Regions from separate parts of the Mus musculus genome. Here all the other regions are linked to region 1. The links are chromatin loops, found by intact Hi-C in ENCODE. Cell type or tissue: left cerebral cortex. All regions are shown on one strand. Region 1 overlaps Mprip (myosin phosphatase Rho interacting protein). Region 2 overlaps Gm33998 (a long non-coding RNA gene). Region 3 holds the start of Mprip (myosin phosphatase Rho interacting protein). Region 4 has its middle 12 kb from the start of Olfr225.

Region 1 (5,000 bases):
GAGAGGTGACCTACAAGCACCCCTAAGACTCGGAGGGAACTTGTAGGTCCCTGGGCATGGGTTGAGCTGAGGTGAGCAGCCCTTTGTTCAGCAGCTATGGTTCCTACACTTAAACTTGGCTTCCCTAGCTCCCAGCTCCCAAGACTGCTCCAAAAAGCAATGCAATGTTTCTCTCCCCATCCTGCAGCAAACCCAAATTATAGAGGCACCTTAAGGAGCCCTTCTCTTGCCCCAGGGGTACTGATAGGTATGTGGATGTGGCCAGCACCATCACTACTCTAGGCCTGGACCCAGCCTGGGGCCTGGTGTTCTGTGAAGTTTAGAGCCCTGTCTCTCTTGTGGTTCCAGAAGTTATTGCTTGTCTGGAAGGAAGGCTGGCTGTTGTACCCCACTTGGCATTAGCTGAGGCCAGGTTTCAAAAGCAAGCCTTCTTCTGTGTTACAGTCCCTCTGTCCTTCTGAAATTCTGGACCTGCTCTCATTTAGCCACTGGTCTCCCTAGGATATGGTTACATAGAGTGGCAGTGCCAGATCTGGGGTCTTAACCTTTTGTCTATAGATCTTTCCCTAGCTACCAGCTCCATGCTTTCTGTTGCTGGCCCAGAATGGCTTTCTAGAATGCTGGGTCTAGTGAAGGATCCTTTGCAACTGTGTAGCTTTGTTTAAACCTGGTGTGTGTGGCATTTTTCCTCTGTAAGTGGTGGTCTGATTTATTAGCCTCTTACTCCTGAGGTGAGCCACCATGAGAACTTTGCTGATAGAACTCCAAATTTTTTACCTTTCAGCCAGTGTCTGCCCCAGTAGCCCTAATTGGCCGCCAGTCATTGCCTGGTTGTGCAATCACTAAATCCAAATCTGGGTGGGCAGTTTTTAAGTTGAGACTAGACCAGTAATGGCACAGTGCTCTCCCTGTGTCCCAGGATGCCTTTGTTAGAACAGAGAAGTCATCTTGCTCTGAGTCCATAGTGGCCAGGGAAGCGTCATTGTCTCTCCTTGTCCTGATACAGCCAGTGCTTTTCCTGACTTGTGAAATGACACAGTCTCAACAGCTACTGCACTCTGATCTGGAGTAACACCCACCTTGCTCAGTGTCTGACCACTGGATAGGTATCTCCAAAAAGAGTACCTAAGAGCCTGAGGTCTTTGCCAACCCAGCAAGGCGTGGAGTCATAGGTCCTGAAAGGCAGGGATTTACCTGGTACTATTTCTCATCCTGTCTTCCCAGGTGGTTAGAGATGCTCATGGTGTATCCTCGAACCAACAAGCAGAACCAGAAGAAGAAACGGAAAGTAGAGCCACCTACCCCACAGGTAGGCTGGGCGACGTGTCCCCTAGTGGAACTGGGCCTGGGAAGAAGTGAGGGCAAGAGGGTGGAGAAGATCTGGCCAGGGCTGAGGTGGTCACACTTTGCATGCCTCTTCCTCCCTCCTGCCTGTACCCTAGGAGCCATATTTAGGTCACTGAGCAGACTAGCCTGCTAGAGTGCCCTGGGCTGTCTTCAGGAGGGTTTGAACCAGCAGGCAAATAGTGAGCAATAGCAGCTTAGCCTGTGTCCCTTCCCCTGGCATCCATCCCATCTACTTCTGGGAACGGAAGAATGGTGCACTCTTCTGCCACTTCCAGAGGAAAGAAGTAACCCTGAGCAACAGGGAAAGGGAAACCTGGTAGGTCCCTGCCCTGACTAGTCCCTGTGTGACCAGAGCTAGGTAGGTGGCTGGGGCAGACGAACCAGGTCCAGTCCTTCCCTCCCTTCCTCCTTCTCTGCCTCCCTGTATCCCTCTCATCCTCATTCCCTCCCTCCTCCTAGCCAGTATCCTGGGCTCATGGCAGGAAGTGCGCTGCCCCTATTCTTGCTGTGTTCACCACACCCTTAGGCTCTGGAAGGGTGAAGTCACCATTCTGAATTTCCAGCAAGGGCCTTTTGCTAGGGTGGTTGTAGGTACTTAAGGTTCATCTTTTCCCCTCTGTACCAAATGTTGCTTTCATCAGGATTTTTACCTACGTTGGACAAATCAAGTCAGTCCTAAGAATGAACAAAATTCATTCTTGAATGTGGTCTTATGAGCCTCACAAACCCAGAGTCTTGTGGAAGCAGAGAGGCAGCCCAAGATAGGAGCCTGCGTCCCTGAGCCAAGCAGTCTTTCTAGCTTCTCTAGCTTCTTGGGCTGCAAAAGAAAGACAGCCAGAGGCTGCTGACCTGGATCTCCACAACTCTAGACTACTGTGGACAGTTAATCCTACTAGTAGGATGTAGCCCAGGTCTGTGTCTGGTGACCAGCATCCATCCTGCATCTCATCCTTACCCAAGAAGCCCCAGAGGGCACCCAAGCCAGCCTTCCCCAGATAACAGTGCCCCCAACTGGAGTCATTTAAAACATGCAATCAAAGAAATTTAAAAATGTAGTCAGTTTCCCAGAAACTGAAAGTAGAGCCTTTTGCTTGGGAGCAGCAGTTAATGCTCAAAATCTCCCAAGCTGCCTGGTTTGAGAGAAAAGTCCTGGCTGAGTAACAGTGGTTAGGGTTACGCCTTGTTTCCATGGTGATGCCTTGGAAGCATTGCAGCATAGAGCTTCTGCCTCCAAATATGGTAACTCTCTATGTACCAGAGACAGCCTGGGTCAGGCTAGAAATTTGGGTGTATCCCCTCCCCCACAACTTTGTCTCTTCCAAATGAAGCTGCCCTGTGGCCAGGCTCCAACTTTCTGGGCCAGTAGAAAGAGCCCTATGATCCCAGAACAGGAATCACCCCTTCCCTGAGGATATGCCTCAGAACTAGGGCACAGAGTTCCTAGCCTCCTCTGCCAGTGTTATGGCATGCCTCTCCCCTTCCCCACAGCTAACCTCTGGTGAGTCTCAGGAAAGAGATTTAGATTGAAGTCTCTGGGTACACCCACACACACTTAAGCAACCTGCTATCAGAGCCATTTATGTGGCAGGTGAGCCCGAAGCTCAGTTTCCATCTCTCTCCCATATCTCTGCACAAAGCCTAGAAGAGTTTCAGGTTAAACCACTCAGGACCAGAAGCTTGGTTTCTGCTGGGCCCAAGCTAAATTCTTCAGGTTGAACCTAAAGAAACTTAGATGATAGAGGTGATGTTCACCAGACATATAGGTCCTTGAAAAGAAGGCTTAGAGTAGAAGGAAACAAGAGTCCCCCAAGGCAGAGTGAGAGCAAGTTTCCTAGCTCTCCCAAGAGTCTGTTACTCATATGGGACTTAGGAGGGTGGCTTTTTTCTCTGCCAGTCCCACAGGCTCGAGGCCCTTGGCAGAGACGTGGGTGAGGTTCCCTGTTCATTTCTAGGATTCATGATTTTTTAAAAGTTTTTTTTAAAGATTTATTTATTTTATGTATATGAGTACACTGTAGCTGTACAGATGGTTGCGAGCCTTCTTGTTGTTGTTGGGAATTGAATTTTTCAGGACTTCTGCTCACTCTGATCAACTCAGCTCTCTCTGGCCCAAAGATTTATTTATTATTACAAATAAGTACACTGTAGCTGCCTTCAGACTCACCAGAAGAGGGCGTCAGATCTCATTACAGATGGTTGTGAGCCACCATGTGGTTGCTGGGGTTTGAAGTCAGGACCTTCGGAAGAGCAGTCAGTGCTCTTAACCTCTGAGCCATCTCGCCAGCCGGATTCATGATGGTGCCCTCTACTTCAAGACTTCTTTCTCACTATGGCCCCTTCTCCATTTTCATGCCAGAGAAATAGAGAATGGCACGCTGAAGAGAGGGTGCGGACTCCCTTTTCCTTGGTTCTGGAAGCCCTTCTCAGTGCCAGGGTCCATCACAGTCTGACAGCATGAACATAGCTGGCTCCTCAGGAATAGGGCGCAATGAACCTGGGCTTCCATACCCTTTGCTGACCCAGGCTGGCTCTGTGCAGTCTGCACCTCTTTGTGGCCACATCCACCAAACTAGATCTTTCATCCACCTGCTCAGAAGAAAAAGAATCTAGCCCAAGAATGGGGATTTGTTTACCTGTCCTCCAGAAGACAGAAGAGAGAACAAGCTCCTTTGGGGTCAGCGGTGTGGGTCAGCCCCGATTATTTGGTTTGAGACCACATGGGAGTGGGATGTGGATATTTATCATCCTCTCTGTCTTTGTGGCAAGATAGTAATCAGCTAAAACCACCCTCTTGGCAGCCCTCTCTGGAGATTGGTTGGGCACAGAATGTGAGTGGGTACTACTGGGCAGCTGGGATTGCCATCCTGTCTTTATCTGGGTTCAACATCTAAAGAGTCCAATTCTCTGTTTACTCAGAAACTGGATTTGTATGTCTGCTGAGTTCTGTTCAGGGCCGTGCCACTTTTGTGCCCTGGGAAAACTGGGAAGTGACTTGGGCTACCAATAAAGAACAACTTGTGCTTGAGAACAAGGTGTTCATGTGACAGGTGTGGGTGTGCAGGTTTCAGTGAGATGCTGTGTGTCTCAGAGTGAGGTGCTCAAACAATAGACATTGGGATTTTCTCAGATCTGGGAACTGGGAAGTTCAAGGTTAAAGAAGCAGCAGATGTGGGCCCACTTCCACAAAGTAGATCTCCTGGCCTCTTTCACAGGTCACTAATTTCATTTGTGAGGGCTCCACCACCTCCACCACCTCCTCCTCCTCCTCCTTCCTCCTCCTCCTTCTCCTTCCTCCTCCCTCCTCTTCCTCCTTCTCCTCCCCCCCCCTCCTCCTCCTCCTCCTCTTCTTCTTCTGCTTTCCTCCTCCTCCTCCTTCATTATTATTATTATTTATTATCACTATCATTATTATTACTATTTTTAAAGATTTATTTATTTATTATATGTGAGTACACTGTAGCTGTCTTCAGACACTCCAGAAGTCAGATCTCATTTCAGATGGTTGTGAGCCACCATGTGGTTGCTGAGATTTGAATTCAAGACCTTCAGAAGAGCAGTCTGTGCTCTTAACCACTGAGCCATCTCTCCAGCCCTTGAGGGGTCCATTTTCAAGACTTAACAAAATCCTAAGGGCCCCACCTCCACAAATCATC
Region 2 (5,000 bases), 100 kb before region 1:
ATCCTAAAGAAGTAGGCTCTAATGCCAGTGAAGGAATGGACTTGCTAGTGAGGGTGAGAGCAAGCAGGGCAAGAACAAAAGCTTCCCTCTTCCACAACCTTATATGGCTTCCAGCAGAAGATGTGGCCCAGATTAGAAGTGGTCTTCCGACTTCAAATTAAGCAAAAATTCCTCAAAGGCGTGCCCCTCCATTTGGAGGTTTTAGTCAATCCAGATGTAGTTAAGTTGACAATCCATCACACAGAGTAAGTGGGAAAGAACACTGAGGTGACATAGACGCAAAGCCAGAAACAGGTCCCTTCCCATCTCGTCCCAGGATTCATCTGGAAGTAGATGTGGAGTACAAAGAGATGACAGCAAATGGAAATCTTCTAGAAAAGTAAGTGACCCTGGCCTGCCCTGAAGGTGGCATTTTCTCCATTCACGGAGCTTTCCTCTTCTGTGATTATGGGTTTGACACTGAGCTGGTCTCTCTCTGGTGATGAAATCACTCGCCACTTCTAAGTGACGCCCACAGAGCCTCTGTTCCCTCACATATGTGATACCTGTGCTACCTCGTGTCCGCACTCACAGCCTGCTTGCAGATTGTGAGCAACAGAGATGAGAAGAGACACAGCCCATTTCCTTTCCTCTTCTTCTCTGCGGTTGTGTTTAGAGAGGGGCTCTTGCTTTTTTCCATGACACCAATTGGGCCAATGAATTTGTTGGGCTCCATGCTGAGGAAAGCAGATGTTGGGTCTCTCTTGAAATTATAAGAGGTTTGAATGGCAACAACTCATTAAGGATGTGTGCCCAAGGGAATGGGCAAAAGAACAGATAGCCAATGCGAGAGGGGCCACACAAAGCAAAGTTCTGCAGAACATAGGCTCAATTGCTCTCTGGGGCAGCCCCACAAGGCAGGTCCCATGGCAGGATCCTAGCCTGAGCTACAGTTTCCATTCTCTCTCCTCCTGGTCTCTCTGGAAGATGGTGGCACTTCTCAGCCTTGTAGGTAAAATTGACAAGGTCTTAGGAGGACTGTGACTGTCCTGGAAAGAGTCACTGGTGTGCAGAGTGGAAACAAACGTGTATTATTTAGGCCATCAGCATGCAAGGAGAGTAGCCACAAGACAGACAGGAATGGTCCCAACAAAGAGACAAGACACTGAGGCTTCAAGCAACACACACGTGTAGTTAATCTTCTGTCCTTTCCACTTCATAGTGTATCTAGGCAATTTCAGGCCTCAGCTTATAAATCGGCATCTTTCTATCTGGCTTTTATGCAGCATTCATCCCTGGATACATTATCATGTATATTACCTGCCTCTATTTGGTGGGGTTTTGTTCCCGGTCTTGAAAGAAAAAACATTCTTTGATAAATATTCACATGCTAGCTTGTCACAGGCAATACACAAAGTGTCTATGTGGGATAAATGCTTTCTAGATGAGAAGGCATGTGCGTTAAAAAAAATTATGTCTATACCAACTCACATGCCCACGCCAACAGTGTTATCACCATTCTGGGTCATTGCCAATCAGATAGTTCTTGGTTTGGATTTACACTTCTCCAATGATACATGACTAAGTGCTTCTCCTTCATCCAAGAGCCATTTGTGTTTCTTGTTCTGGGAATTGCCTGTTTTGTATTCTCATTTTTTCTTTACCCTCTTGCTTTATCGACCTATAGAAATACTTTACATAGTCAAGAAATTTTGAATCAGGCAGTGGTGGCACAAACCAAGTCCCAGCACTAGGGAGGCAGAGGCAGGAGGATCTCTGAGTTCAGGGCCAGCCAGGTCTACATAGTGAGCTCCAGGACAGCCAGAGCTACACAGAGAAACCCTGTCTCGAAAAAACAAAATGAAAAAAAAAAAAGAAGAGGAGGAAGAAGATGAAGAAGATGGGGAGGAGGGAGAAGAGGAGGGAGAGGATGCGAACAAAGAAGAGGAGGAGGAGGAAGAAATTTGTGTTTTGTGCTGAGTGATTTAACAATGGAGGCAAAGGGAGGGATAATAACTTTGCATATTACTTCTGCTACCTCAGTCTCATGTCCAGATCCATCCTTTCCAGCCAATGGTTCTTTGCTTCTTCCTTTTTGTCTTCCCATTTCCTGCCTGCTTTGTCCTGGCTAAAATTCCCAGAACTGGTTTCAGTAGTGAAAGAAAACATGATGTCTGTATTTCACCACATTAAGGATTTTAGGAGTTGGGTCTGAATGATGTGATTTTCTTCCTCTAAGTGGGTACTCCACCTGATAGATAACCTGGGTCCCCTGATTACCAGGTCATTATGATGAATAATCCCTCTTAGTCAGCCCAGACTTGGGTATTGCAGCCTCCTCTACTCTGTCTTTGCCTCATCGCCACTGATTGGAAGGTGGCATGACTGCATAGTTTTTCAGTGACTCTGAGGTGTGGATAGTGGGTCTCTATTGTTCTCATGAGACCCTCCAAAGTCAGGGGTATTGGACCCTGGCAAGTCTGCCCTGGACACTGTGTGGTGATTTGAAAGAGAAATTCCCCCATCGTCTCAGCCTTTGAACACCTAGTCTCCAGTTGGTGGTGCTGTTCACCTAGTCTCCAGTTGGTGGCGCTGTTTGGGGAGGTTTATGTGGTACAGCGTTGCTGGAGAAGTGTGTCACTGGGCGTGGGCTTTGGGATTAAAAGCCTTGAGCAGCTTCCAGTTTCACATTCTCTGCTTTACTCTCCTGGTTGAGATGTGAGCTCTCAGTTTCTTGCTCCTGTCACTATGCCTGCCATTTGCTGCCATGTTTCCCTGTCGAGATGGACTTTTATCTTTCTGTAACCATAAGCACATATAAACGCTTCCTTCCCTGAAGTTGCTTTGGGTTGTGCTGTTTTACCAAAGAAATGGGGAGGTGACGAATAAACATGCAAAGGATGCAAATGGGCTGGGAGCTGGGAAGGGCTCACACTGTCTTTCAGCAAGATTCCCTCATCATGGGATACACACCCCCACACAGAGATGCACATACACACATACACACATATACACACAAGCACACACACATACGTGCACACACGCACACATACGCACACATGACTGTACAGGAAGGGCTCAGGATGGAGAATGCTAACAGAAAAAGACCCAGAAGAAAGGTCCCCAGAAGGCCCTGTAGTCATTGGCTGGCTCCTGGACTGTGGTGTTCTTGCCTCCTGGTCACCCTGTCAGTGTCTGGATCTCACAGGAGCCACCTGCACTTAGGTCTTAGGCTTATGCTGGGGAAACTGCTGTAGGGACAAGTCCTACCAAGAAACCAGGTGCACCCTATTCTAATCTGTAGTCTCTCTTGGCTACCAGACACCAGCAACTTACACAAAACTTACATAAGCCTGGGACCCCAAGCAAGAGCCCTTTGCTAGTATGTGGAAGAAATGGCTGCATAAATGGCCAGAGGAATTGGGTTATAGTCCTCCTAGAGACAGCCAGGGAGCCCTAACGTGGATCCTCAAAGCCTTACATGCTAGGCAGCCCACAAGTGATGGACTACTCTGTCATAGAGATTGAGTGCTCTCCCAGAAACCCTGCCAAGCCAGTTGGGAAACCTGTCCAGCCAGTGCAGAGCCTCCGGGATCACAATCCTCACTTAGGGGCAGGCAGTATCAGTCAAGCGCTGCAGTGGCTTTCCCAGTCCCAGATGCCTTAATATACAGGGCTCCCTCCAGGTCTGCCCTAGGCCACACCCAGGGAGGGATGAAGTCCTTAGCCTTTGTAAGATGCCAAGCAGGATTTCAGCATTCATGTGTGGATCCTGAACAGCCTGATGTAGCATATCAGGATAGGGCTGAGGACAGGGGACACACGGGGTCCACTGTCTATGTGTAGAGCTTCCGGCCATTCAGAGGAAGGGATAGGAAGAGCAGCAGCTTGAGCCAAGAACAGAGGGGCAGGTGGTCAGGGAAGATAGTGCCGAAGAATAAATAGTCAAAGGATCACCATGAATTCACAGCGAGTTGGAGCTGAATTCAAGGCTACCTTGGGCTACAGTGTTAGACCCTGTCTCAAAAAAAGGCAAAAAGAGTCTGAGGACACAGCTCATTTGGCAGAGTGCTTGCCCCAGCATGGATGAAGTCCTGGGCTCCATCTCTAGTACTAGTGATCAAAACTGCATGATGATAGATACCTATGACCCAGTGTTCATGAGGCAAGAAAATCAGGAGCTTGGGGGGAGGGGCGATTGACAGGGCGTGTAGGGGCTGGGGTGGGGTGGGGAGGCTATTCATTCTCTGCCACATGTGAGCTCCAGGCTAGCCTGAATACATGATGCATTGTATCTATAAACAGGAAGGAAAGGGGGTGAGAGGAGGGAGAAAAAGAGGAAAAATTCTCCTCAAACCATGTCTGTGTGAAATATAACAGACTTTTTTTTTATGTCATTACATCCTAAATAATATAGCGATTTGCACGATTACATTGTGCTGGGTGCTATGTGCAATCTAGGCAAACTTTGAAGTCCGGGAGAGCATGTGCATCGGGCCTTGAGCGTCTGTAAGTTTGAGCGTCTGCATAGGCCCTCCAACCAGTCCCCCAAACACTTAAGGACTGCAGTGTTTGGTCACTCCCTACCTCCAGGTCTCTCTGACTCCAGACATGAGCTGATGATGGTAAGACTTTGTAGCATTAAAGCGTGAGAGGCAGAACAAACGGGGCTGAGCTACGTCCACTGTCCATCTATCTCTGCGTGTACCCTGCTCCCAGGCTGTTTGGCATGACTTGGGGCGGACTCCTTGCTCTGATCTCAGCTCCTTCCTCCTGCTCCCCGGCTGGCTTGTTTAACCACTGTGGGTGTTCCTACACTGAAACTAGACAGTCCTTGGAGTTCTCACTAACAAGTCTGGGCAAGTGGAGGCCAAAGCCTGACCTCAACTGCTTACCCATGTTCTGTCACCTCCAGCCCGAGGCTGCACCACCACTAGATGAGGGGCTGTGGTTCCTAGGTTCAGATGTGGGCTGGCTGTACCCTTTTGTAGAGTCAGGCTGAGAGCCAGGGCCATAACGTA
Region 3 (5,000 bases), 70 kb before region 1:
ATCTCTCCTCCTCCTTCTCCAGGCAGAGTCTTCCTCAGTTTTGGACTGTCCAGGGTCCTGCCTTTTCCAGAAGCCCCCGCGCTCAGTCTACTATGGAGTCAGGGGTTTCCTAGGCAGGGCCCTGCGACTTTCCAGTGGAAGGTTTCTGTTTGCCTCTTGTTTTTATCAGTTTTCATTTGCTTGAGGTCGAGCTCTTGTCAGGCTACCAGCCTCAGGATCCCTGAATCACTCTTCCTCATACCCACAGCTGTGACACCAGTGGTATGTGGCTGGCCTGGACAACGTATGCTGGGCATTTTCTTAATAGGGTAGCCTTGATTGGCCCCAAGAAACGGGTAGAACTTTAAAATATATATTTTTTGAAAACTTGTAATTAGATTTTAAATGTATTTCGTGTGTGTGTGTGCGCGTGCGCGCGCGCACATACGCACACACTGTAGCACACACTGTACTACTCATCTGGAGGTCTGAGGACAACTTTCAGGAGTTTGTGCTGTCCTTCCACCATGTGGCTTCAGGGGACTCATCTCAACTCATCAGGTGTGGTACCAAAGGCCTTTACGCGCCTTGCAATCTTGCTGGCTCTAAGTCTTTCTTTTAAACAGCTTGTACATGCTCATAAAACAAAACCCGAAAGGAACAAAAAGGTTTTATATTGAAAATTTAAAAGTAGGTCACCTCCCAATAACCCAGTTCTTCTCCCCAGAGGCCACCACTGGTATCACTTTCCGAGTATTCGGTGCAGACAAGAACCGTCAGTCTCCCTTTACCCCTTCCCCGTCTTTATTCTGGAAAAAAATTTAAATCAACAAGGTCGCAAGGATAGTCCAGTAAACACCCTTTCCCAAAATTCACCAATTAACAATTGGCCACATTATGTGAAGTATTTTGCAAAGATGATTATCACCTAATGCTTGCAACACCTTACATTCATGTCAGTTTTGTCCATGTGGTCAGTGAGGTGCCAGTGAGGGCAAAAGACCTGCCCACAGCTGGATCAGAGCTGGGCTTTCCCCTCAGGCTGCAGGCACACTTTGATCTGGGCTCCTTCATTCCTGATTCCTTGTGCAGGAGAGCATTTCTTTCTCAAAATGGAAATGCACCTCCCCGGGGTAGTCACCAGATGACCAGTGGAAAAGTACGCAACTCTGAAGGCATTTCTCTCCTAAAGCCTCCTTGTGACCTGAGCGCAGCTGCTCTCAGTGCCACCACCTGCTCCAATATCACCTCCATTGTGAAGAATGAGTTAGTTCAGCCTGTTAAAAAACACAGGCTGACTTCTGGAACTGCCAGCCAGCTGAGCCTGGAATCTCAGGTCAAAGTGATTCCTCCTTTCTGTCTTGCCTCCCTCACTCTTTCCCTTTCCTCTCCTCCTTAGCCTCCTTATAAAGGTCTCATTACGGTCCAGACTGGCCTTAAACTCTCCACCCTCCTAGATCTACTTTCAGAGTTCTGGGACCACATACTCCTTTCTTGTTCCTCCTCCCCACACTTACACCTGCATACCTTGGGAACAGTTCTGCATGCTCTCTGCTTAGATCCATTTCACTGCTGCTGGGAACAATTTGCCTCCTAAGGAGCAGGGGTTGTCCCCCTCCATCCCCCTCCCCTCCGCCCATTCTGGACTCCTCTGTCGTTTCCTTTCCAAGTGGCCTTTTGCCTGGGAGTCTGGACAAGAGTGGCCTGTAGTATATAGTTCAGGCCCTTCTTGCAGAGTGACCTTGCACAAGCTATTCGCAGTGTCTGAGCTTTTGTCTCCTCAAGCACAAAACGGAGGTAAGAGTGCGTACGTAACTCTAGCAGAATTGGGCTCCCATAATAGAATTGACAACTCCTCACGGCTGCTGACATCTTCTAGTCACCTCGGAAACACTACGTCTTATTACTTAACTGCTCCGCGCGCCTCAGTTTCCTTACGTAAAACCGGAATGGTCACGGGAAGGTTATGGAACTTTAATGATCTAAAACACGGGAAGCACTTGAAACAATTTCTAGTCTTTATGGTGGCATCTGGGTCGACCACAGACCTAGCACACAGTAGGGGCGCAGGCTAGACGAGGCAGAAGGCCGCAGCGAAGAGACTACGAGAAAGACAGGGGCCCGCAGGGAGACCGCGGAGATCTCCGGCGTCCTTCCGGGAGCAGCCCAGCCCAACGCCGCAGCTGTCAGGCCGCGGGCGGCGGCGCCAGTCCACCAAACCTGAAAGTTCCATCCCAGCGCCTCCACCTTCCCAGCCTGGACAAGTTACCTTGCGCCCGCTGCTCCCGGTCCCGCCCCCGTCATCCATTGGTCGACGGGTTTCTTTGTTAGCAGGAGCGTGCGGGTGCCATTGGCTCGCGGGGCTGCCGGTTGCGGTGCCCCGCCCCACCCCGCCCCTCCCCGAGTGCGCGCGGCGCCCAGCTCGGTTCGTTCGCGGTGGCGGCGGGCGCCGGGTGAGCGCGACGGCTGGACTTGCCGGCCGGCGCCTTGGGGGCGGCCGCGGTGGAGCCAGCGGCCGGAGGCCGCGTCCGTCCATGGGCCCACAGCGGCCGGGCGGCGGGGCGGGGCGCGAGGCGGCGCGCGCGCTCTGAGGCCGCGGCGAGCAGGCGGGGCGCGGCGCGAGAGGGGAGGCCTTTCCGGGCCTGCGGCGGCCAGCGCAAAATGCGGCGGCGGCCGCGCTGAGTCCCCGACCCCCGGGAGAGCGCTGGGCCGTGGCGGCCCGCTCCGCGGCCGCCTAGCCGACATGTCGGCGGCCAAGGAAAACCCGTGCAGGAAATTTCAGGCCAACATCTTCAACAAGAGCAAGTGTCAGAACTGCTTCAAGCCCCGCGAGTCGCATCTGCTCAACGACGAGGACCTGACGCAGGTGAGCTGCCGCGGGTGCGGAGCTGAGAGTCCTGCCTGCGAGTCGTGCCGGGGAGCGCAGAGCCTGCGAAGGCCAAGAGAGAATAAAAATGGAGCAGGGAAAAAAAATGCGTGAGAGTTGGGGGATGGGGTTGGAATGGGGGCGGGAAGAGTATCGATAGAGCTGGGACAAAGGGAAAATCCTCAAGAATGCCGAAAAATAACATCCTTTCCCGTTCCCATAGCTCTGCCGTGTGATTCATGCTTGTTGGGTGACTCAAAAAAATGTCTGGTTTCCCTGGATAGGAACAAAGTGGGGCTTGCTTGCCACTTGTCAGTACTACCCCCCCCCTCGCCCCCCTCGCGACTTGTCTTGGGACTGGACGCAGACTTGGCCACCAAACTGTCCCAGGAATTGGCATGTTTGCGTGGGTCACCAGTTTCCATCTTGTGGAATAGAGCCTGCTCTCCTTCTAAGTCACTGTCACCGTCAGGGTCTGAAGAGAGATGAGGTGTTTCTCTTCAGATGGGTGGGTCTTGCTCTTGAACTGAAGGTAGGAATAGCTTTTGTCGAGGGGTAGGGGCTTCCCTTCTTGGTTTTGCTTTCTGGCCCAGGAGACCAAGAAGACCTGTACATTCTGGGGAAAGTTGGTTTCCCCCTCTGTCTGCCCTTAATTTGTTAGTCAGGATTTTGGACCAGGTTAGACGCTCTTCCTAACCCGTGTCAAAGTCACAGTCATGGAAAACAGAGTTCCAGACCTCCAAGTCACAGTCATGGAAAACATTGTCCTAGATTGCCAAAGACCTCCAACCCCGGAGCAGTGTAGGAGATTGGGAATTTGTGTTGGTACAAGGTCTCCAATTTGGGCAACTGGCCCTTGGGAACTGGTTGCTCTCCCGTTTCTGGTGTTGAGGATTCCTGGCCTTGTTTGCAGCACTTTGGGAAAGCACTATATATCCTGCTCCCCTTTCCCCTCGCCCACTTCCTTTGCCCCCTGCTTGCTGACTTCAGTGGAGTTCCCCACACGGTCCAGCCAGTGCCACCTAGTTGTAGCCACTCCTTTTGGAAAGAGCTGTTTAGACTGAAAACATTGCTTTGAAGTGCCCTGGTTTGGCTGTTTTTAAAGCCTTTATGGGCAAGCAGGCAGGCAAGCAAGGTTTGACTTGTTTTATGGGGCAAACTAGAGTGGAGTAGTAGGGCAGGGGTTATGGCCTCTTTCTCTGAGGTCAGATTTCCAATAGCCAGGAAGCAATCAGGAAGCTTAACCAGACTCTCCAAGTCTCAGTCATTGATTTGTGAGAATGCCAAGGGCCTTAGAGACCTGTCTATTTGGGAAGGGTAGGACTCTTGAAGAGAGAGAAATGTGATTTCCTCTTCTCATTTGGATCCTGTTCAGGGAAGCAGTATATGGGATATGCGGTTACTGCTTGTGACTTTCTGAGGTCTGACCTTGAATGAGGCCTTTACCTCTGTTTTAATTTCCGTATCAGTAAACTGGTAGTGGTGATATGAAAAACAAGAAATATGTTTTATTGAGCTTTCCCCCTTATAGTTTAACAAACTGAAAAACCACCCATAGAACAGTCAACTTTGATTTAAGAAGTTTCTGGCCTTGCCAAAGGCTGTTTTGAGGGAGGTTTGTAAGTTTCCAGGTTATTTGAAGCAACTGCCTAAACTGGCAATTAGTTATTTATGCTACACACGGGCTGTTTTTCTGATTCTTAAATGAATGAGAGGAATTTAAATGTTTGAGTCTGTTAAAAAAAAATCTGTCAATTATTAGTTTAATTCAAGGGATGAAGCAAATTGAAAGTATTAAACTCTCAAGTTTGTTGTTTTCAAAATGATTGCACTTTGAAACAGGCCTGAGACCTCCAGGGCACTGGAACAGTAGTTCCTAAAATACTGGGTAGGGTTATTTGTGTGGGGAGAGATTAGCCCAGTCTTCTAGCTCCTGGGATCTTTCAGGAAGGAGCTGCTCTTGAAAGGAGAGCGGGGAGGCTGGAGGCTCTTGCCAACAGCATTTGTCCCTGCTCTGTATCCGCTTCTCCCAGAGCAGAGCCTTTTGCTCTCCTTATGACTCCATTAGAAAACCTCAGCCAATTGGTTCCTGTCAGCCTCCCCCAACCCCCTGCTTCCTGCTGCCCCTCCCGCCCAGAGCTTATTTTAGACTGTC
Region 4 (5,000 bases), 110 kb before region 1:
TCCTCCATTGCTGGTTGGAGTGCAAACTTGTACAACAACTTTGTAGATCAATACGGCATTTTCTCAGAAAACTGGGAGTAGTTCTACCTCAAGACTCAGCTATACCACTCCTGGGTGTATACCCAAAAGATGCTCTACCATCTCACAACGACATCTGCTCAAACATGTTCATAGCAGATTTATTCATAATAACCAGAAACTAGATACAACCTAGATGCCCCTCAACTGAAGAATGTATAAAGAAAATGTGATGTATCTACACAATGGAGTATATTCAACTATTAAAAACTAAGACATCATGAATTTTGCAGGCAAATGGGTGGAACTTGAGAATATCATCCTGAGTGAGGTAATCCATACCCAAAAGAACATGCATGGTATATACTTACTTATAAGTGGATATTAGCCATAAAATACCGGAGACCCATGTTACACTCCACAGACTCAAAGAAGCTAAACAAGAAGGAAGGCCCAAACAAGGATACTTGAATCTCACTTAGAAGAGGGCATAAAATAGTCATAGGAGGAGGGAGAGATGGAGGGAGAAAAGGGTGGGAGAGGAGATGTGGAGGGGAAAGGGGGGGGGTCATTCAGGATCAGATGCGGGGAGGGGCAAGATAGATGGCCAGATGGCCATGAAAATGAATGGAGAGCGGGGCAGTGGTGGTACATGCCTTCAATCCCAGCACTTGGGAGGCAGAGGCAGGTGGATTTCTGAGTTCAAGGCAGCTTGCTCTACAGAGCGAGTTCCAGGACAGCCAGAGCTATACAGAGAAACCTGTCTCGAAAAACCAAAAAAAGAAAAAAGAAAAGAAAAGGAATGGAAATCTGCAACTGATGGGGGTGGGAAGGTGGGGGTGGATCTCAAGAATTTGCCAGAGACCTGGGGTAGGAGAGATAATCAAGAATCAATGGGAGGGGGCGACCTTAGCTGTGACTCACAGCATTGGGGATATGGAACCTGAAAAGGCTAGGCAGGAACTCCAGTGGATCGATTGGGACACCAACCCACCCACAAAACATCCAGCCCCAAATTTATCCTATCTACAAGAAATGCAGGGATGGGGAAGGAGCAGAGACTGGGGAAACAGCCTAGCAATAGCAGGTCCAACTAGAGAACCATGCCATGGGCAAGCAACAATCCCTGACACTGTTAATGATACTCTGCTATGCTTGCAGACAGGAGTCTAGCGTGGCTGTCCTCTTAGAGGCTTAGAAGGGGGAATACAATAGCCATAGGAGGCAGATGGAGGGAAGGAACAGGGTGGGAGAGGGGAGTGTGGGGGGTTCAGGATCAGGAGTGGGGAGGGACAGAAGAGATGGCCAGATGGCCATGAGAATGAATGGAAATAAGTCCCCCAGCAGCTGACTCAGACAAATGCAGAGACCCACAGCCAAACAGAGGATGGAGCTTGGGGACTCTTATTGGAAGAGTTGGGGGAAGGGCTGAAGGACCAAAAGGGGATAGGAACTCCACAGGAAAGCCAAAAGAGTCAACTAACCTGGACCCTTGGAGCTCTCAGAAACTGAACTACCAACCAAAGAGCATACACCGGCTGGACCTAGAGCTCCACCCCACCCCCACATCTGTAGCAGATGTGTAGCCTGGTCTTCATGTGGGTCCTGAACAACTGGAGCAGGGCTATCCCAAAAGCTGCTGCCTGTTTGTGGACTATGTTCTTCCATCTGTCTTGTCTGGTCTCACTAGGAGGGGATGTGCCTAGCCCCACAGAGACATGATATGCCAAGGCTGGACAAGAATACTCGGGGGACCTACACCCTCTCACAGGAGAAGGGGATGGGGATAAGGGAGGAACTGTGGGAGGGGACACAGATAGGGATACCGAGTAAAGGAACATTTTTTTATGTGTATGAGTGTTTGCTTTGCATGTCTGTAACTGTACCATGTGCACGCCCATTGCCTGTGAAGGCCAGAAGAGGGCATCAGATCCCCTGGAACCGTACTTTTGAGCCACTATATGAGCTCTGGTAAAGCAGCCAGTGTGCTTAACTGCCAAGCCATCTCTCCAGCTTCCGTTTTTGTTTTCTTAAAGCTATAAGCTTAGCTGAATGCTTTTTAAAAGCACAGTTCCACTTCCTTAGAAGATACAGTGTTGTTCAGATTATCCATAGAATTTTTAAAATGTGCTGTGGTATTATGGAATCCCATAGACTTTTTGTCATTATATAAAGCATATTATCGTTATTGGTAAATATTCTTTTAAAAACACTTATTTTTAGCCAGGCATGGTGGCATATGCCTTTAATTCCAGCACTTGGGAGGCAGAGGCAGGTGGATTTCTGAGTTTGAGGCCAGCCTGGTCTGCAGAGTGAGTTCCAGGACAGCCAGAGAAACCCTGTCTCAAAAAACAAAACAAAACAAAATATGTATATATAAAACCTGAAAGCTGCAGACCTCAGAGCTATGGACAAGTCAGAGACATAAACTAGATTCTCAATCCCACCCTCTCTAAATTAGCCTTTAAAACCAGTGAAAGTTGGCCCAACTTTCTACCCGTGGCCTTTCCTAGAGCAAGATATAACCCCTCAGAAGGCAGGATTCCTCCTCTATGAGATTATGTTTGAAAGCCACCCCCCTTTTCCACCCTGTTTAAGAGACTATTGCTGCAGACATTATTAACTGGTCTCTTCTGAAGAATCTCCAGTCTCTCCAACAGGTCCAGACTGCAATCTATTCTAGGGTTCGAGACACCTATCCAGTTCCTTTCTTGGTGCCTTGTCATTTATTCTGACCTGGGGACCAAGTGTACATCAAGAAGTTTCAGAAATAGAAACCTGACTCCCGCCTGAAGGATGCCTGCATGGACTCATCACTTCCATGACAAGCCTGTTCCAACCAGGAGCAGAAATGGAAACCAGCTTACCTGGACCAGATGCACTCAAGCTAAGGCTTTCACAACCTATACTCCTGTTTGGTTATATATGCCCTCTGAGTCTGGCTAGACTGTCTGCTTAATCCTTTACTCTTGCCTCATTCCGCACTGGGAAAATCCTGACAGAGACAAAGTACACTGGAGCCAAATAGCATATGTTTAAAACTGATCTCATAAAACTTTTTGTTTTGTTTTGTTTTGTTTTTTGTTTTTGCTTTTTTTTTTTTTGAGACAGGGTTTCTCTGTGTAGCTCTAGCTGTCCTGGAACTCACTCTGTAGACCAGGCTGTCCTCAAACTCACAGAGATCCACCTGCTTCTCCTGAATGGTGGAACTAAAGGTGTGTGCCACCAGACACAAAACTCTTAAACCTTCCCGCAATCAAGGCTAAAAGTTACCTTCTGACAGAATTAGAGAGATTGCCTTCTAAAATCCTACATGATTAGAAAACATTATATATTTATTATTATTAAAAATAAACTTCATGAAAAATGAAAGATCATTTAGATAAGAAACAGTACAGCTGGGTTCATGCCTTTAGTCCCAGCACTCAAGAGACAGAGGCAGGCAGATCTCCGTGAGTTCAAGCTAGCCTGGTCTACAGAGTTAGTTCCAGGACAAACAGAGGCAAGTGAGACCCTGTCTCAAATAAACAAACAAACAAGACAACATAATTCCTGGTATCATAAAATATTTTATTAAAATCCATGGCTTACAACCTTCCTCGTTGGCCTGAATGGCCCCTTCCACTTCCTTTTTATAAGACTTGCCTTGCATAGTCAAATGACTTTTAAAGTTCATCAGACAAATTGCCTTGGTTAAACTAATGATCCTCAGGACCCAGTATTTATCCCTTAGCCAAGGTCTAAGACTTGAAAGTAACAGAAAGGGAGGGGGTGTAAGGGATAAAATGACTACGGAAACCCATCACGTGCCAACTTTATTTTGTGTCTGTCTAGATGCTTCGCCGTCCATCCTCCAACAGCCTTGGCAACGCTTTTTGGAACAGTCTATGAACTTGACCATGGTCCAAACATATTATGTAGTGTCTGGAATATACAGCTGAGCATTGTAAAGAAAGATGTTTCTAGGCCACTCCAAATCCCTTACTAGTGTAACTTCCACGTCAGACACTGATGTAACTGTGCCTTTCTTTTTAAATGCCATACACCTGACTGGGGCACCAAGAGACTTCACAGCGGCACAGGTCACTCTTGATCTCGCCATTAATAAAAAGAACTCCAAACTTTTAATTAGTTTAATCGGCATGGTTGTCAATAATTATCTCGCCTGGATAATTTCACTGTGACAGTATATTGATGTATAGCTGCTCTCCAATGTGCTCAAATGTGGTTGTAAACACTTGGTCTCATGGATCATAGCATAGCAGCTTGGATTGTTCTACCTCTGAATGACTTCTTCAATGTCCAGATGCACCGCTGTAAAAAACTATGTGCACCACTTTCTAATAAACCCTTTGTCATCTCTGTCTCCATGCATGCTGTGTGACTAGTACAGCCATTCTCACCTTTAACTTTTTTTCCTGTTTACAGGTTCATCAGGATGCTCTGCTGCGGTCCTAATAATGTATGTCCTGCTGTTCTTCTTCAGGCATGTTTAGAGCTGTAAAACACCCCTGTTTGCTTTGCTGTAAGCACATCTGTTTATGCTGCAGCTTTGGGACATTGGTTTTTGCAAACATCCAAATGTGTAATTTTTTGTACAAATGGATAACGAGCTGCTCTGCTAGCACATTCACACGCAGTGATGTGGTGGTACAACCTCGGATCTCCCGTGTCATAATTCCAGGAGTGTGGATGTCCAGCACCCCTGAGTCCTGCTAGACGTTTACATTTGTGTGTGTTTCTGTAGCAGTGTATTTGTCTACAATGTGCTTGAATGAGCTTGTGAACACTTGGTCTCATGGATTCTAGAATATCAGTTAGAATCGCTCTACCTCTGAGCTTGTTCGTCAATATCAGGGTGCACTGTTAGAACAATATGTTCATATGCCCTGATTTCTAATAATATTTTTATCACTTCTGTTACACACATCTGTGTTTGGTGCAGACCAATACAACCATCCTTGCCACCATAGGTTTATTAC

Evidence for each region. A loop is a pair of places that touch in the nucleus more often than their neighbours do. Peaks named below come from ENCODE experiments on the same cell type or tissue, not always from the same donor. Only the 100,000 strongest peaks of a DNase experiment are listed, where the experiment ranks them.
Region 2: it touches region 1 in a loop (2.3-fold over the local background); 34 of 42 quality-filtered maps call a loop at or near these places.
Region 3: it touches region 1 in a loop (4-fold over the local background); 13 of 42 quality-filtered maps call a loop at or near these places.
Region 4: it touches region 1 in a loop (3.0-fold over the local background); 34 of 42 quality-filtered maps call a loop at or near these places.

What each region holds. Positions count from the first base shown.
Region 1 is chr11:59,730,284-59,735,283 of GRCm38, forward strand. Mprip (myosin phosphatase Rho interacting protein) reads left to right here. Exons shown (of 24, transcript NM_001368931.1): 5 at 1,225-1,309. 1700007J10Rik (RIKEN cDNA 1700007J10 gene) reads right to left here. Exons shown (of 6, transcript NR_045476.1): 3 at 3,512-3,933; 4 at 1,195-1,345. Among named protein-coding and RNA genes, the nearest start is that of 1700007J10Rik, 7.4 kb to the right of the region's middle. In left cerebral cortex, CTCF peaks have their summits at 2,350 (motif pointing left) and 3,504 (motif pointing right); DNase peaks (open chromatin) are centred at 2,527 and 4,151; H3K27ac peaks cover 2,242 bases.
Region 2 is chr11:59,630,663-59,635,662 of GRCm38, forward strand. Gm33998 (a long non-coding RNA gene) reads right to left here. Exons shown (of 3, transcript XR_388694.3): 3 at 4,380-5,000. Among named protein-coding and RNA genes, the nearest start is that of Gm33998, 10 kb to the right of the region's middle. In left cerebral cortex, a CTCF peak has its summit at 2,556 (motif pointing right); a DNase peak (open chromatin) is centred at 2,570.
Region 3 is chr11:59,660,104-59,665,103 of GRCm38, forward strand. Mprip (myosin phosphatase Rho interacting protein) reads left to right here and starts at 2,404. Exons shown (of 24, transcript NM_001368931.1): 1 at 2,404-2,845. The coding sequence starts at 2,723. In left cerebral cortex, a CTCF peak has its summit at 702; DNase peaks (open chromatin) are centred at 2,262, 2,884, 3,165 and 4,971; H3K4me3 peaks cover 3,555 bases; H3K27ac peaks cover 3,213 bases.
Region 4 is chr11:59,622,492-59,627,491 of GRCm38, forward strand. No RefSeq gene overlaps it. Among named protein-coding and RNA genes, the nearest start is that of Olfr225, 12 kb to the left of the region's middle. In left cerebral cortex, a CTCF peak has its summit at 1,931 (motif pointing right); a DNase peak (open chromatin) is centred at 1,947.